2 separate regions of the Homo sapiens genome follow, and region 1 is linked to region 2. Evidence: chromatin loops called from intact Hi-C (ENCODE). Cell type or tissue: PC-9. All regions are shown on one strand.

Region 1 (8,000 bases), 550 kb before region 2:
TCAGCTGGCCTTGGTTAGACTCACATCTGTGGCCAGCTGGTATTCAGTTGATTTAGACTCAATGGGGTTGAGGAGACTGCTGAGAAGGTTTTCTCATCCTTCTGCCACTAAAGAGCTAGCTCAGACACGATCTTCTCATAACAAAGGCAGAGACGCAAAAGTAAGTGAAATTGAATAAGTACTTTTCAAGCCTCTACTTGCATCCCAGCTAATTTCCCATGGCTAAAGAAAGTCACAGGGGCAAGCCCAGAATCATGGTGGGAGGACACTGCAAAGTTACATGGCAAAGTTTATGGGTACAGAGAGAAGTGAGGTGTTTATGCAAACTTCCCTCCAGAATTGTGATTCTCAAATGCAAGGAAATATAAAACCAGTTGGAGATATTTGAAATGGTCTTTGGAAGCAATGTGCATTATTTTGTTAACCCAACCTATTCTTTAATGCTTAATTTAAATATCACCTTTTTCATTAATGTTTCATGATTCTCATAATGGTTAGTATTTTCATCCTTTTCAGATTTGTCACTGAGATATGAAGCAGCATTTTGAATCACATGCAGTTATAATCATCCAAAGGGCAGTAGTTTTGTTTTGTTCTGTTTTCCTCAGCATTTTGTGAGTTATGCTGTTTTTTTTTTGTTTTTGTTTGTTTTTTTTGTCAGAGGCAAGCTTGTAGACAACAAGAAAAACATACTATAGTGATAGTCTAATGATAATTGCTACCATGTATGCATAGTGTATTGAGCTACTCTGTGTACTGTTCAAAGCACATTACTTACGCTAAATCTTTTTAATACAAATTGTTATGAGGTCTTCTGTTAAGCAAAACTTCATGTGAGAGTTCAAGTTAAACAACCAATATGCTTTTCTGCTTCAAAAATTAATGTCTATTAAATAACAGCATAAGTCATTGAACTCTTTTCTAATAGCTGCTTTTATTTTTATGTTAAGGGAATGATATGTAAACCAGAAATAAATTCTAAGTCCCCCCAACCATCTGAATGGACTTCCTTTTCAGCCAGGGCACTCTTAAAACTTAACCTGAAAGACTGGTTCAGGCCATGACGGGAAGTGGGGGTAGGACATGCCTCATTATACCTGTCCAGCATTAACATCAGCACAGACTTTAAGTCTGATAAGAAACATTTTACAACCTATTCCCTTTACTACCTGAAGGCTTCCTTTGCAAATAAGAATTTTGGTCTCCACAATCCTTTATCTTAACCCAGACATTCCTTTCTATTGATCTCAGGTCTTCAGATAAACTCAACCAATTGTCAACCAGAACATTTTTAAATCTACCTATAAGCTGGAAGCTCTGCCCCACTGCCCCCACCACTTTGAGTTGTCCTGCCTTTCTGGACCAAACCAATGTATTTCTTGAAAGTATTTGATTAAAGTCCTATGTCTCCCTAAAATATATAAAACCAAGCTGCACCCTGAACACCTTGGGAACATGTTCTTAGGACATCCTGATGGCTGTCTCACGGGGGCATGTCCCTCATATTTGGCTCAGAATTAATCTCTTCAAATAATTTACAGAGTTTGACTCTTTTCATCACCAGATATGATAAAGATTGTGCCATCTTTTGCCAGATTTTCACTGTTATTAGTTACTGCTTGGTTTTTACTTTGTTCTCTGCAACTTTGTTTTTAGATCTTTTTGCTTTAAAAGAAAATTACCTTGGAGCAATTTTTAGCTGAATAACCTATTAACTGCCTGTTTAGGCCTCCAGCTAAGGCAGTATTCTCCACCAACTGCCCCCACCCCCGCCCCATGCCCAGCACTAATAATCTCATCATTACTGTGCCTGCAAGAATCTCACTTGGGCCTGGATGGGTTTGGACCAAGGCCCAGTTAAATGGCTTCACTGGTGAGCTTGGCTTCTGAGGTGTCCTTCAGACCTTTTGTTTTCCACTGAACAATGAAGGTAAAAATTTTGTTAGTGACTTCAGTCTCTCTCTGCAGCCAGTATAAAAATTTAACTCCAAACATTGAATTATAATGTTTCATTTGGGAACAACCCTTATTTTGGAATTAGCTAACTCAAATGATTTCCTGTTACTGATAGTAGTGGTTCAATTATATACAAACATTTTATTTATTCATTATAACCGTCTCATTTATTTATTTATTTTCTTCAACTTTTAAGTTCCAGGATACATGTACAGGATGTGCAGGTTTGTTACATAGGTAAATGTGTGCTATGGTGATTTGCTACACAGAGCAATCCATCACCTAGGTATTAAGCCCAGCATCCATTAGCTATTCTTCCTAATGCTCCCCTTGCCCCCAACAGGCCCCAGTGTGTGTTGTTATCCCCGTGTGTCTATGTGTTCTCATTGTTCAGCTCCCACTTATAAGTGAGAACATGAGGTGTTTGGTTTTCTGTTCCTGTGTTATTCTGCTGAAGATAACAGCTTCCAGCTTCATCCATGTTCCTGCAGAGGACATGACCTCATTTCTTTCTATGGCTGCATAGTATTCCATGATGTATAGGTACCACATTTTCTTTATCCGATCTATCATTGATGGGCATTTGGGTTGATTCCATGTCTTTGCTATTGTGAAATGTGCTGCAATGAGCATACATGCGTGTGTATCTTTATAGTAGAATGATTTATATTCCTCTGGGTATATACCCAGTAATGGGATTGCTGGGTCAAATATTATTTCTGCTTCTAGATCTTTGAGGAATCACCAGACTGTCTTCCACAATGGTTGAACTAATTTACACTCCCACCAACAGTGTAAAAGTGTTCTTTTTTCTCTGCAACCTCACCAGCATCTGTTGTTTTTTGACTTTTTAGTAACTGCCATTCTGACTGGTGTGAGGTGCTATCTCATTGTGGTTTTGATATGCATTTCTCTAATGATCGGTGATGCTGAGCTTTTTTTCATATGTTTGTTGGCCACATGAATGTCTTCTTTTGAGAAGTGTCTGTTCATGTCCTTTGCCCACTTTTTAATGGGGTTGTTTATTTTTTTCTTGTAAATTTGTTTAAATCTTTTGTAGACTCTGGATATTAGACTTATGTTAGATGGATAGATAGCAAAATTTTCTCCCATTCTGTAGGTTGTCTGTTCACTCTGATGATAGTTTCTTTTGCTGTGCAGAAGCTCCTTAATTTAGTTAGGTCCCATTTGTCAGTTTTTGTCTTTGTTGAAATTGCTTTTGGTATTTTCTTCATAAAGTATTTGCCTGTGCCAATGACCTAGATTTTCTTCTAGAATTTTTATAGTTTTGGGTTTTACATTTAAATCTTTAAGTGATCTTCAGTTAATTTTTGTGTAAAGTGTAAGAAAGGGGTCCAGTTTCAATTTTCTGCATATGATTAGCCAGTTGTCCCAGTACCATTTATTAGTGAATCCTGTCTCCATTGCTTGTTTTTGTCAGGTTCGTCGAAGATCAGATCATAACTATCTCATTTAATAGGCAACACTTTTCTTTCCCTCAAGTAAGTTGACATGAAATCATAGGAGGTCCTCTACTTGCAAGCTGGAGAACAATCTCAAAATTTAGTAATACTGTATCCTGAAAACAGTTATATGTGGCAATATACTAAATTACCACGAGGTGGCATAATTTCCTCATTAAAACTGACTTTCAGGGTTCTAAATTGGATTTCCTCTAGTCTTTTGACTTTACAGGGCAAGATTTCAATTTTATTTATTTTGTTACTCCTGTGGAAAAGAGAAAGAACAACAATTTACTAACTTCTGTACCTGTAACAGCAAGGGAAAATATTAAATTCTTCTATTACATATACATTTTAAATTTTATATATTTAAGGTGTACAACATAATGTTTTCATATACATGTTCATAGTGAAATGATTTCCGCCAAGCAAATTAACAGATTCATCTCACATGGTTACTTTTTTTTTGGACAAGGTCTAGCTCTGTCTCAGGCTGGAGTGCAGTGGCCTGATCATGGTTCATGGCAACTTCTTATCTCCTGGGCTCAAGTGATCCTCCCACCTCAGCCTACCAAGTAGTTAGAACTACAAGCATGTCTATGCTTGCTATTTTTTTAAAATTTATTTTTTGTACAGATGAGGGTCTCACTAGGTTGCCAGGCTGGTCTCGAACTCATGGACTCAAGCAATCCTCCTGCCTCAGCCTCCCAAAGTACTGGAATTAGAGGAGTGAACCACTACACCTAGCCAGTTACATTTGTTTGTATGTGGTAAAGTACCTAAAAGCTACTCTTTTTGCTAATTTCTGGTATACAATACAATATGTATTATTAACTGTATTCCTCATGCTGTGCTTTATATCTCTAGGGCTATTTATCTTACATAACTGAAATTCTGTACTTTTTGACCTCCATTTCTCCATCTCCCTCTCGCTCACCTTTGGCAGCCACCTTTCTACTATTTCTATGTATTCGAGTTTTTTTTTTTTAAGTTTCCATGTATAAGTGAAATCGTGCAGTATTTTCTATCTGTGTCTGATTTATTTCATTCACTATTCACTTAGCATAATGTCCTCTAGGTTTATCCATGTTGTGGCAAATGGCAGGATTTCCTTCTTTTTAAATAATTTGTTTTTATTATGTATTATTTTTAATTGTATTATTTTAGTATATTTTTATTTACAAATATATATTATGTTGATATTATAAACATAATATATAGTAAATATATATTTATGATATATATAATAGAATAATGTATATAAGAAAATATATAATATATAAATATATTTATTCATACATAAATATTTATATTTAGTATATTAGTATTATTATTTTTTATGAATTTCCTTCTTTGTTAAGGTTGAATAATATACATCCATATTGTGGCTATTGTGATTAATGCTGTGATGAGCATGGGTGCACTTTGGCTCTGTGTCCCCACCCAAATCTCATGTCAAATTGTAATCTCCAGTGTTGGAGGAGGGGCCTGGTGGGTGGTGATTAAATCATGGAGGCTGACTTCGCCCTTGCTGTTCTTATTTGGTGAGTGAGTTCTCATGAGATCTCATTGTCGTAAAAGTGTGGAGCACCTCCCCCATCTCTTTTTCTGTCTCCTGCTCCACAGTGTGAAGATGTGCTTGCTTCCCCTTCTGCTGTGATTGTGTTTCCTGAGGCCTCCCAGCCAAGCTTCCTGTACAGCCTGCGGAACTATGAGTTAACTTAACCTCTTTTCTTCATAAATTACCCAGTCTCAGGTAGTTCTTTTTTTTTTTTTTTTTTTTTTTGAGATAGAGTCTCACTGTGTCACCCAGGCTGGAATGCAGTGGTGCAATCTCGGCTCACTGCAACCTCTGACTACCAGGTTCAAGTGATTCTCCTGCCTCAGCCTCCCAAGTAGCTGGGACTACCAGTGCCCGCCACCATGCCTGGCTAATTTTTGTATTTTTAGTAGAGATGAGGTTTCACTATGTTGGCCCTGGTGGTCTTGAACTCCTGACCTTGTAATACGCCTGCCTCGGCCTCCCAAAGTGCTGGGATTACAGGCGTGAGCCACCACACCTGGCCTCAGGTAGTTCTTTATGGCAATGTGAGGACAGACTAACATAGAAAATTGATACCAGAGAAGTGGGGCATTGCTACAAAGATACCTGAAAATGTGGAAGCAGCTTCAGAAGTGGGTAATGAACAGAATTTGGAACAGTTTGGCAGGCTTAGAAGAAGGCAGGAAGATGAAGGAAAGTTTGGACCATTCTAGAGACTTGTTGAATGGTTGTGACCAAAATGCTGATAGTGATATGGAAAATGAAGTTCAGGCTGAGGAGGTCTCAGCTGGAGATGAGGAACTTATTAGGAGCTGGAGATAAGAAGATTCTAAGCAGGAAAGCATTCAAGAAGGGACCTGGCTGCTTCTAACAGCATACACTCATATGCATGCCCAAAGAGATTATCTGAAACTGGAATATATATATATGTGTGTGTATATATATGTGTGTGTGTGTGTGTATATGTGTGTGTCTGTGTGTGTGTATATATGACACACACATATACACACACACACACACACATATATATATACATATATATATTTTTTGAGATGGAGTCTCTCTCTGTCAACCAGGCTGGAGTGCAGTGGTGCCATCTTGGCTCACTGCAACCTCCACCTCCCTGGTTCAAACAATTCCCCTGCCTCAGCCTCCTGAGTAGCTGGGATTACAGGTGTAGGCCACCACTTCTGGCTTATTTTTTTTATAATTTTAGTAGAGACAGGGTTTCACCATGTTGGCCAGACTGTTCTCAAACTCCTGACCTTAGGCAATCTGCCCACCTTGGCCTCCCATTGTGCTGGGCTTATAGGTGTGAGCCACCACACCCAGACTGGAACTCATATTTAAAAAGGAAGCAGAGCATAGATGTTCGGAAAATTTGCAGCCTGATCATATGGTAGAAATTTCTGGGGAGGAATTCAAGCCTGTTGCAGAAACTTGCATAAGTAAAGAGGAGCCAAATGATAATAGCCAAGACAATGGGGAAAATGCCTCCAAGGCATTTCAGAGACCTTCACAGCAGCCCCTCCCATTACAGGCCTAGAGGTCTAGGAGGGAAAAATGATTTTGTAGACCAGGGCTTCACTGCTCTGTGCAGCTTTGGGACATCTCAGGACAGTGCCATGCATCTTGGTGACTCCAGCTCCAGCTGTGGCTAAAAGGGGCCAAAGTACAGCTCAGGCCATTGCTTCAGAGGGTGCAAGTCCCAAACCTTGGCAGCCTCCATGTGGTGTTAAGTCTGTGGGTTGGCTGAGGGCAAGAATTGAAGCTTGGGAGCCTCTGCCTGGATTTCAGAGGATGTATGGAAATGCCTGGATTTCCAGGCAGAAGTCTGCTGCAGGGGTGGAGTCTTCATGGGGAACCTCTACTAGGGAAGGGTGGAGGGGAAATGTGGGGTTGGAGCCTTCACAAAGAGTTTCCACTGGGGCTGCCTAGTGGAGCTGTGAGAAAAGGGCCTCTGTTCTCCAGACCCCAGAATGGTAGATCCACTGACAGCTTGCCCCATGCACCTGGAAAAGCTGCAGGCACTCAGTGCCAGCCATGAAAGCAGCCAAGGGGGCTGTACCATGCAAAGCTACAGAGGCAGAGCTGCCTAGGGCCTTGGGAGCCCACCCCCTGTGTCAGTGTGGCCTGGATGTGAGACATGGAGTCAAAGGAGATTATTTTGGAGCTTTAAGATTTAATGACTGCCCTGCTGGGTTTTGGACTTGCATGGGACCTGTAGCCCCTTTGTTTTGGCTGATTTCTCCCTTTTGGAATGGGAGCATTTATCCAGTGCCTGTATCCCCATTATGTCTTGGAAGTAACTAATTTGTTTTTGATTTTACAGGCTCATAGGTGGAAGGGACTTGCCTTGTCTCAGATGATGCTTTGGACTTGGACCTTTGAGTTAATGCTGGAATGAGTTAACATTTTGGGGGACTGTTGGGAAGGCATGATTGTGTTTTGAAATGTGAGAAGGACATGAGATTTGGGAGGGGCTAGAGGCAGAATGAAATTATTTGGCTCTGTGGCCCCACCCAAATCTCATGTTGAATTGTAATCTACAGTGTTGCAGGAGGGGTCTGGTGGGAGGTGATTGAATCTTGGGGGCAGCCTTACTGCATGCTGTTCTCATGATAGTGAGTGAGTTCTCATGAGATCTGGTTGTTGCAAAAGTGTGTAGCACTTCCTCCAGCTGTTGCTTTATCTCCTGCTCTACCATGTGAAAATGTGCCTGCTTCCCCTTCCACCATGATTGTAAGTTTTCTTATTTATTTATTTATTTATTATACTTTAAGTTCTAAGGTACATGTGCACAACATGCAGGTTTGTTACATAGGTATACATATGCCATGTTGGTTTGCTGCACCCATTAACTTGTCATTTACATTAAGGTATTTCTCCTAATGCTATCCTTCCCCCTGCTTTCCATGCCAAGACAGGCCCAAGGATGTGATGTTTCCCACCCTATGTCCAAGTGTTCTCATTGTTCAATTCCCACCTATGAGTGAGAACATGCAGTGTTTGGTTTTCTGTCCTTGTGATAGTTTGCT
Region 2 (8,000 bases):
ACTGTGGGCCGGGGCTCACATCTGTAATCTCAGTACTTTGGAAGGCCAAGTTGGGTGGATCGCTTGAGCTCAGGAGTTCGAGACCAGGCTGGGCAACATAGCAAAACCCAGTCTCCACAAAAAAATACAAAAATTAACCAGATCTGGTTGCATACGCCTGTAGTCCCAGCTACTCGAGAGGCTGAAATCGAAGAATTACTAGAGCCCAGAAAGCAAAGGTTACAGTGAACTGAGACTGTGCCACTGCACTCCAGCACAGGTGACAGAGCCAGACCCTGTCTCAAAAAAGAAAAAAAAAAAAAGTGTGTGTGTGTATTATATATATATATATATTAGGGAATATGTTTGTAAAAATTATAAAATGGTTCTTATCTATAAAATACTGATAGGTGACAGACAATTTAAAATTTCTTACTTTCAGCTAGGCATGGTGGTTCACAATTATTTTTATTACAAAAATAAAATTTCTGTAATCTCAGCACTTTGGGAGGCTGAGGCGGGCAGATCATCTGAGGTCAGGAGTTCCAGACCAGCCTGGCCAACATGGCAAAGCCCCATCTTTACCAAAAATACAAAAAATTAGCCAGGTGTGGTGGCGCATGCCCATAATCCCAGCTACTTGGGAGGCCGAGGTGGGAGAATCACTTGAACCCGGGAGGCGGAGGTTGCAGTGAGCCAAGATCATGCCACTGCACTCCAGCCTCGGCAACAGAGTGAGATTCCGTCTTAAAAAATTAAGGAAATTTTCACTAAAATTTAAGGTTACTAAGAGTTAAAATTTTTAATTAGTACATATAATTCTATATATACAATGTGCCAAAAAATAAGGCGTTCTTGGTGAGAAAAAAATTATTAGAAAGTCATAAAAAATACATTTTATTGAGAAAAAGAATATTTTTATCGAATTTGGGGATCATTTAAAAGTTGTTTCACAGTAGCTAGAAAAGAACTAGTAAGTAGGAGACAGATGTAAAGAAAGTTATGGATATTAAGATGTAATTTTGGTAACAGAAGTCTTTCTAAAGATTGAAATTTGACATTAAAATACATTAATACAAAACAACAAAATAAGTTGGTCCCCTATGTTAGAATGACAGTTTGCTTACTGATTTGCTCTTAGTAAAATTTTAAGAGGTTTTATTTTTAATTCTAAAATCTTATTTAATAGAAGATTTAAACTAGTTCTAATTCTTCCTGAGATCTAACTAACTTCCCTAGTTTCAGATTGGAAATGCGGTGTCTTTCTTTCAGAATGGCCATTTCATTTCTAGAGGTAACATTTTTCTTTTTCAAACTTCTCAGATTTATATCCGAAATTCAACTTTCTCTGTACCACATTGCAGGTCATAAACCACTGCCTTCTGTTTTCTCCCCCTTTAAAAAGGTGTATCTTTTTGCATGGCCACAATGGTAACAGTGGTAGCTCTGTCTTTCAACATTTTTGTCAACTCCTGTAACATTTTTTCTCTGGTTCTAGTTCTGCTGTTATGGCCTGACACTGAAATGGTTAGCATGAAGGTCTGGAAAACCAATGTTTTCCTCCAACATAACTTGAATCTGTACTTTTGGCTTTTCTTCCTATGTCTAAATTGTTGTTCCATGTAACCAGGAAACTTCCCATGCTGTTACTAACAGCCATGTATTCCCTGGCTCATGGTACTAATTTCCTTGTTTACATTCCTCTAAAATACAGTGTACACTCATATCCCCGTACATACTCTTCCTGTGTCTGATTAAATTCAAGTACCCTTTTTGATTACTCAGGAAAACTAAGCTTTAAAAGGGTTCGAGTTTTCATATCCACATAACTTTCTGTATAGCTTTTAAGTCTCTGGTTAAATGACTATTCTTTTAACAGTGACCTGTGATTCTGTTTTGATCAAATGTTTTCAATCTTTGACAGGTTTCCCCAGAGTCAAAAATCCTAAATTAAGTCTTAAAATTAACTTCGGGACTGTTCAGCTGGGTCCCTGGAGAGTCTAAAGAATGGATCTCTCACCTTGTAGAGATATTAAATTATTAGATTTGGTAGACTGTATGAGCGGGCATTGTCAAATGTTGTGATACTGCATGGGAGAGCATTGTCAAATTATGTGATATTAGATCCCACTTCAGTTACATTTATAGGTATGTTATTGACACGCATGTTCCAAAAATTATATAAACTTATAAAAATTTAATGATTCATAATTTTGATTGTTACGCTAAATATTTGCTAAAGTTACATTTGTATAAATATGTTATTAATGCATTCTGAAGATTGTATGAAATTTATAAAAGCCTGGTGGTCCTGATGTGATGCTGTCAGTCATGATTCTGGTTATTGTCTTAACATGCTGCACGTAAGAGAAGTAACTAAATTTCCTTGTCAATTGGGAACTTTCATCAGATTTTCATCATAGCTATTCTGTTTCCATCATCCACAGTTCTGCTTTGAATTCGAAAAATATTTGCGATCAGCGATAGTCCAAATTTGCTTTTCATGGAAAAAACTCTTAACAGGTCCTCTTGAACACAGGTTTCTGATAACTTTCAGATCAATAAACTACCCCAGCCTTTACCACTATGCAATATAGGCATGTAAGAAACTTGTACTTATACCCTTTAAATATATTAAAACAAATGTTTTAAAAAAATAAACTAAACACAAATTCCTAGAACTCTAATAAACTTAAGGGTTCAAAAAACTGCTAAGCAAGATCAAGCAAAACAAAAAATCTATGAAATTAAGATAATATTTTTATAACTTTTATTTAAAACACTGTTGGTTGTATTCTAGATTTAAGAAAGGTTTCTCACAGATGTTATCTATAATTTACATCAGTTTGGTAAAGCACACTTGTAAACAAAGGTGGAAGCATTTGGTTTTTCTCCCTACTTGATCCCTCCAAAATTTGGAAACTATTCACAAATATTCTAATTTTCGTTTACATATCGGCTCTTTATAAGCAGGATAAAATCGGAAATATTGGTTATATTATCAAGGCTTTGACTGAAACATCATATTTAAGAATATGCATAAAATGCCCGGATTCAAGAGTTTCCAGCCTTACAGTGAGGGGAGAAAAATGTCACTTCCTGGCGGACCTGACAACCTTAGAACTTTTCGGGGAGAAGCTTGGCAGGGAGGGGACCTGGCAGCTGCTCCTGGGCAGGAACCAGAGGGCAAAGTCCGTGGCGACCCTCGGGCCTGGCGGGGACCTTACGCTTCCCGGCGTCTTTCCCTCTGCCCCGCCGGCTGCTGAGGGAGCGGCGGCCGCCCTGCGCCTGGAGGTCGTTCCCTCGCCTCCTCCGGGCCGCGGGTAGCGAGAGGCGGCGGCGGCCGGAGCCGGTGTGGGCGGCCTGAGGCGAAAGCCCGGCCGGCCCCTAGGGGAATGAAACAACCACCGGCTACCAGAGCAACAACGGCCTCCGCGGCTGCACCGCCGACTTCCCGGAGGAGCGAAGGCGCCCCGCAAAAACACGCCGCAGAGCGGAACCCGGGCCCCGCCGCCCCAGCAGGGGGCAGCAGCGACGCAGACAGGAAGCCCAGGTCCTGGGCGCTGGACACCTCGGCGGCCTCCGCGACCAATGAGCGCCACACCAACCTCCAGGCGGCGCTCCCACCGCACCTGCCGCCGCCGCCGCCCCGGGGCGAGAACTGCGCCGTCGGCCCTGCCACGCTGACCCGTGGGGCCCCGGCCGCCGCCCCAGGGTGACGAGGAGGAGCAGGACGGGGCCCCAGAGAAGGGCAAGAGCTCAGAGCTCGGGCTCCAGTGCCAGGAAAAGGCCAGGAGCAGAAGATGGAGAGATGGAGAAGCAGCAGGTGCGGAGAAGCGGCGCTCCACGGGCTGGGTCAGCATCCGCTGGCGGATCTTAGATGACTTTGAAGATGAGGAAGCAGGGCAGAAAGAGCGGAAACGAGAAGGTGCAATGACACAACGGAACCCAATGCAGAATCCAGCCCCAGGACTCAAACGCTGGCTTTAATTCCAACTCACACCCCGTGCCCCTAATCAGAGAGGATCAGGGGAGATGGAGGACCCAAGGAACCCTGGCACCTGAAGGGTGGGAATCTGAGGCCAAGACTGATTGTGGGAAATTGTGGGAATCAGGAAAGGAGGAAGTGAGGCAGAATGGGGGGACGGCGGGGGTGGGGGGATGGCGGGGAGCTGGGCTAGGAAGGATTAAAAATCAGAAGCTCAGAGGCGAGTAGATCATCTGACGTCAGGAGTTCGAGACCAGTCTGGCCAACATGGCAAAGCCCCGTCTCTAAATAAAATACAAAAAAATAGCCGGGCGTGGTGGCGCGCGCCTGTAATCCTAGCTACTAGGGTGTGCTGAGGCAGGAGAATTGCTTGAACCCGGGAGGCGGAGGTTGCAGTGAGCCGAGATGGTGCCACTGCACTCCTGCCTGGGCGACAGAGCAAGCCTTGTCTCAATAAATAAATAAATAGTTAGAACCTTAGGAAGGATCCAGAGGGGAACTGTCCTTAGGAAGGTGCATGCTGGGGATGAAGGAATTGGTTTTAAGACTCAGGAAGTGAGGGCAAGGGAGAGACGAGTGTTGGGGGTGCAGTGGGGTGCTAATGCAGCAGCCAAGCAGAAGACTGGAGGAAAACAGAGCCCTTCTCCTCCAACTCCAGCTGCTCCTCTGAGTCCCAGGCCACCTGCTCCTGTGTCTGCCAACCTACTGACATGTCTCCCAGCCCTGCTGGAATGCTGTTCCTCCTGATCTCTGCCCTGCCCCAGACCTTTCACTAACCCCACCACCCCCACTGTCCAGGTCCTACCACCCCACTGCCCCGACCATAGCCTGCCCCTATCCCAGATGCCTCTCCTTCCAGCCTCTTGCCCTAGGTGACACAAAGGGGACCTGGACATGCAGGTGAAGAGGGTGTTCTTCTGGGTCCTCCTGCTCAAGTATCCCGCTCATGCAGTTATGAGTGTGAGTAAATGTTGGATATGACACAGATTCTATTTCTCAAGCTGTTTCACACTGTGGTTTACCTAACAGTGTTTTTGTGGAATCATCTATGGGGATTTGGTCCTCCCTGCAGACCTCAGTGCAGATTTCTTGAGCAGCCTACAGGGGCTCTGGCCCCACCTGTCCACACCAAGTTCTGGGTCCTGCATGCCCTGCTTGGCCCAAATACAGCAAGGTTGACAGGATGGAAAGCTGAAAATGGTGACTTATAATATCGAAAAGTAAGGATTTCACGGCCCAGTGAAACAGAATGGAGAACCCAGAAATAAATCCTTGCATTTACAACCAACTCATTTTTGACCAAGGCACCAGGAACATACCTTGGGAAACAGATGGTCTCTTCAATAAATGGTACTGGGAAAATGAGACACGTGAAGAATAAAACTAGACTTCTATGCCTCATCATATATAAAAATCAAATCAAAATGAATTAAAAACTTACATGTAGGAAACTATGAAACTACTAGAAGAAAACATAGGGGAAATACTTTAGAACACTGGTCTAGGCAAAGATTTCCTGAGTAAGACCTCAAAAGCACGGGTAACGAATGCAAAAATTGATAAATAGAATTACATCAAGCTAAAAAGCTTCTTCACATCAATAAAAATAAAAATAAAGTGAAGAGACAACCCACAGAATGGGAGAAAAATTTTCCAAACTATTCATCCAACAAGGGATCACTAACAAGAATACGTAAGAACTCAAAAACAAAAATTCCAAATAATCCAATTTAAAAATGGGCAAAAGATTTCAATAGACATTTCCCAAGAGAAGATACACAAATGGCCAACAGTTATATGCAAACATGTTTAACATCACTAATCATCAGATAAATCCAAATCAAAACCACAATAAAATATAATTTAACCTCAATTAAAATGGCAATTGTCAAAAACTCAGAAAATAACAAATGCTGAAAAGGACACAGAGAAATGGGAGCGCTCAAACACTCTTCGTAGGAACATAAAATAGTTTATCCACTATGGAAAACTGCATGGAGGTTCCTCAAAGAACTAAAAATAGAACTATCATATGATTCAGCAATCCCACTGCTGGGTATATGCCTACAAGAAAGAAAATCAGTATGTCGAAGAGACATCTGCACTCCCAGTTTATTGCAGCACTATTCACAACAGCCAAAATATGAAATCAACCTAAGTATCAACGGATGAACGGATAAAGTGTGGTACATATATATGAAAAAAAAAGGATTTGTGAATATACTAAAAGCCATTGAATTGTATGCCTGAAATGGGGAAGTTGTATGCTATATGAGTTCTATTTCAATAAAGTTGTTTTTTAAAACATAAGGAATCTTATTTAATAATCATCATGGGCATTCTTGGAAGCCCTCTGCAAGATCCTGTTTCAAGTTCTGCAAGTTTGGGGTCCAACCTGTGTGAACCTTGTTTCCCTATGAGTACATTATTTATGTTTGTGAAAGCTTGACAGCTCCAAGAACACTAATACTTAATCGTTGGTTTTAGCACTAGTCTGTGTAACCAAATACCACCTGTACCCCCTATAACTTACGGAAAAAAAGTGAAATGTCTTTTGCACTCTGTTATTTCGAGTTTGTTGATTTTTAGCAACATCTGGGTCATCCCTTTTCTTCTTCTCTGGCAGGCTGCCCCTAGGGATTCCCTGTTCAGCCAGTTTGATGAGAGCCCTAAGAAACCCATCAGATACCAAAATAAATGGCTATATTCTGCTGGAATGTTTGTAGTGGGGGAATCACATATGACCAGGAGGTGAATTATTATTGTCATTTCCTTTGTGAAATGTGTCACTTGTCATCTCTTGATTTACCCAAGGCAGGGAGAGAGAAAGAGAAAAAGGGAGTTGATCAGACACTTCCCATTAAGATAAGTATTAATAAATTTCTTCTGATCACCATGGCCCAGATACCTATGGAGGGATCTGGAAAGGTCCAGTGTTCAGGAACAACCCTATCATTTAGGCAGTGTTAGGCCAATTGAATACTTCCAATCAAAAGAACCTATTCTGTTTCCTTTGAGTCTTTTAAAAGGGCAAATGTCTTGAAAACGTTTATTCTTAGAGTTTTGGGGGTTTTGTTGTTGGTTGTTGTTGTTGCTTCTATCTTGGCTGCATTTTTCATAGGTCATCTAACCTCTCTTTTCCTAGCATCTTTGAGCATTTGGATAAATTAAGCTGTCTTGCATTTCCCACCTCCACCCTTGCTCATGGCCGCATTCGCCTCTCAAAATTCCCCTGAGCCTTCTGAGGACTTTTTTTTTAACTTTTATTTTAGATACAGGGAGTACATGTGCAGGTTTGTTACATGGGTATACTGCAATTAAGTAGTGAGCATAGTACTCAGTAGGTCGTTTTTCAACCCACGCTCCTCTCCCTCCTTCCCCACTCTAGTACACTGTGTCTACTGTTCCCATGTTTATGTCAATGGATGCTCTATGTTTAGCTCCCACTTATAAGTGAGAAAGTGCGGTATTAGGTTTTTCTATTCCTGTATTAATTTGCTTAGGATTATGACTGAGACCAACTCTTATCCTTCACGCTGTTAAGTAGCTCTGATCTTCAAGATTAGCCAGAAGGAATCTGTACACTCTGCAAGTGTTTCAGTGGCACTTTGTTTATACTGCTTATGGGGCATTTGAGTTCATTGCCTTAAATTGCAGGTAATTTGTTATAAATTTGCCTCCTCTAGAAAGTCACAGGTTTTGTAAGGGAAAGAACTGGGTCTTGTCTGTTGACCTATCCTATAGGATATTTCCGTATTGGCAGCAGCTCATATTTCCATGTATTTTGTGCATCACTTGAGCAGAATTTGTCCCACTGAAATAATACCTACATGTCTTTTTAAATCAAATTAGTAATTCCTTGCTGAGGTTGATCTATATCAGTACAGTTAAACACTGGATAAGGGGTTCAACATAAAGATTACTTCCAATGTTGACAGTCTAAGATTCTGTAAAATTATTTGTGAGGGTGCAAGAAATGTGAAACTACCACATGTATAAGAATGTATAAGAATGGAGTGTACCACATGTGGTA

What was found. Peaks named below come from ENCODE experiments on the same cell type or tissue, not always from the same donor. Only the 100,000 strongest peaks of a DNase experiment are listed, where the experiment ranks them.
Region 1: it touches region 2 in a loop (13-fold over the local background); 9 of 110 quality-filtered maps call a loop at or near these places.

Annotation. Positions count from the first base shown.
Region 1 is chr10:94,626,626-94,634,625 of GRCh38, forward strand. No RefSeq gene overlaps it. Among named protein-coding and RNA genes, the nearest start is that of CYP2C18, 53 kb to the right of the region's middle. RefSeq lists an enhancer at 1-247. In PC-9, CTCF peaks have their summits at 3,556 (motif pointing right) and 3,762; no DNase peak of the experiment used is centred here.
Region 2 is chr10:95,180,266-95,188,265 of GRCh38, forward strand. All of the region lies in intron 3 of LOC107984257 (a long non-coding RNA gene), which reads right to left. It also overlaps the pseudogene PAWRP1. Among named protein-coding and RNA genes, the nearest start is that of ACSM6, 10 kb to the right of the region's middle. RefSeq lists silencers at 3,069-3,368, 3,559-3,888, 3,909-3,958. In PC-9, CTCF peaks have their summits at 3,503 (motif pointing right) and 3,703; no DNase peak of the experiment used is centred here; H3K4me3 peaks cover 1,343 bases; H3K27ac peaks cover 484 bases.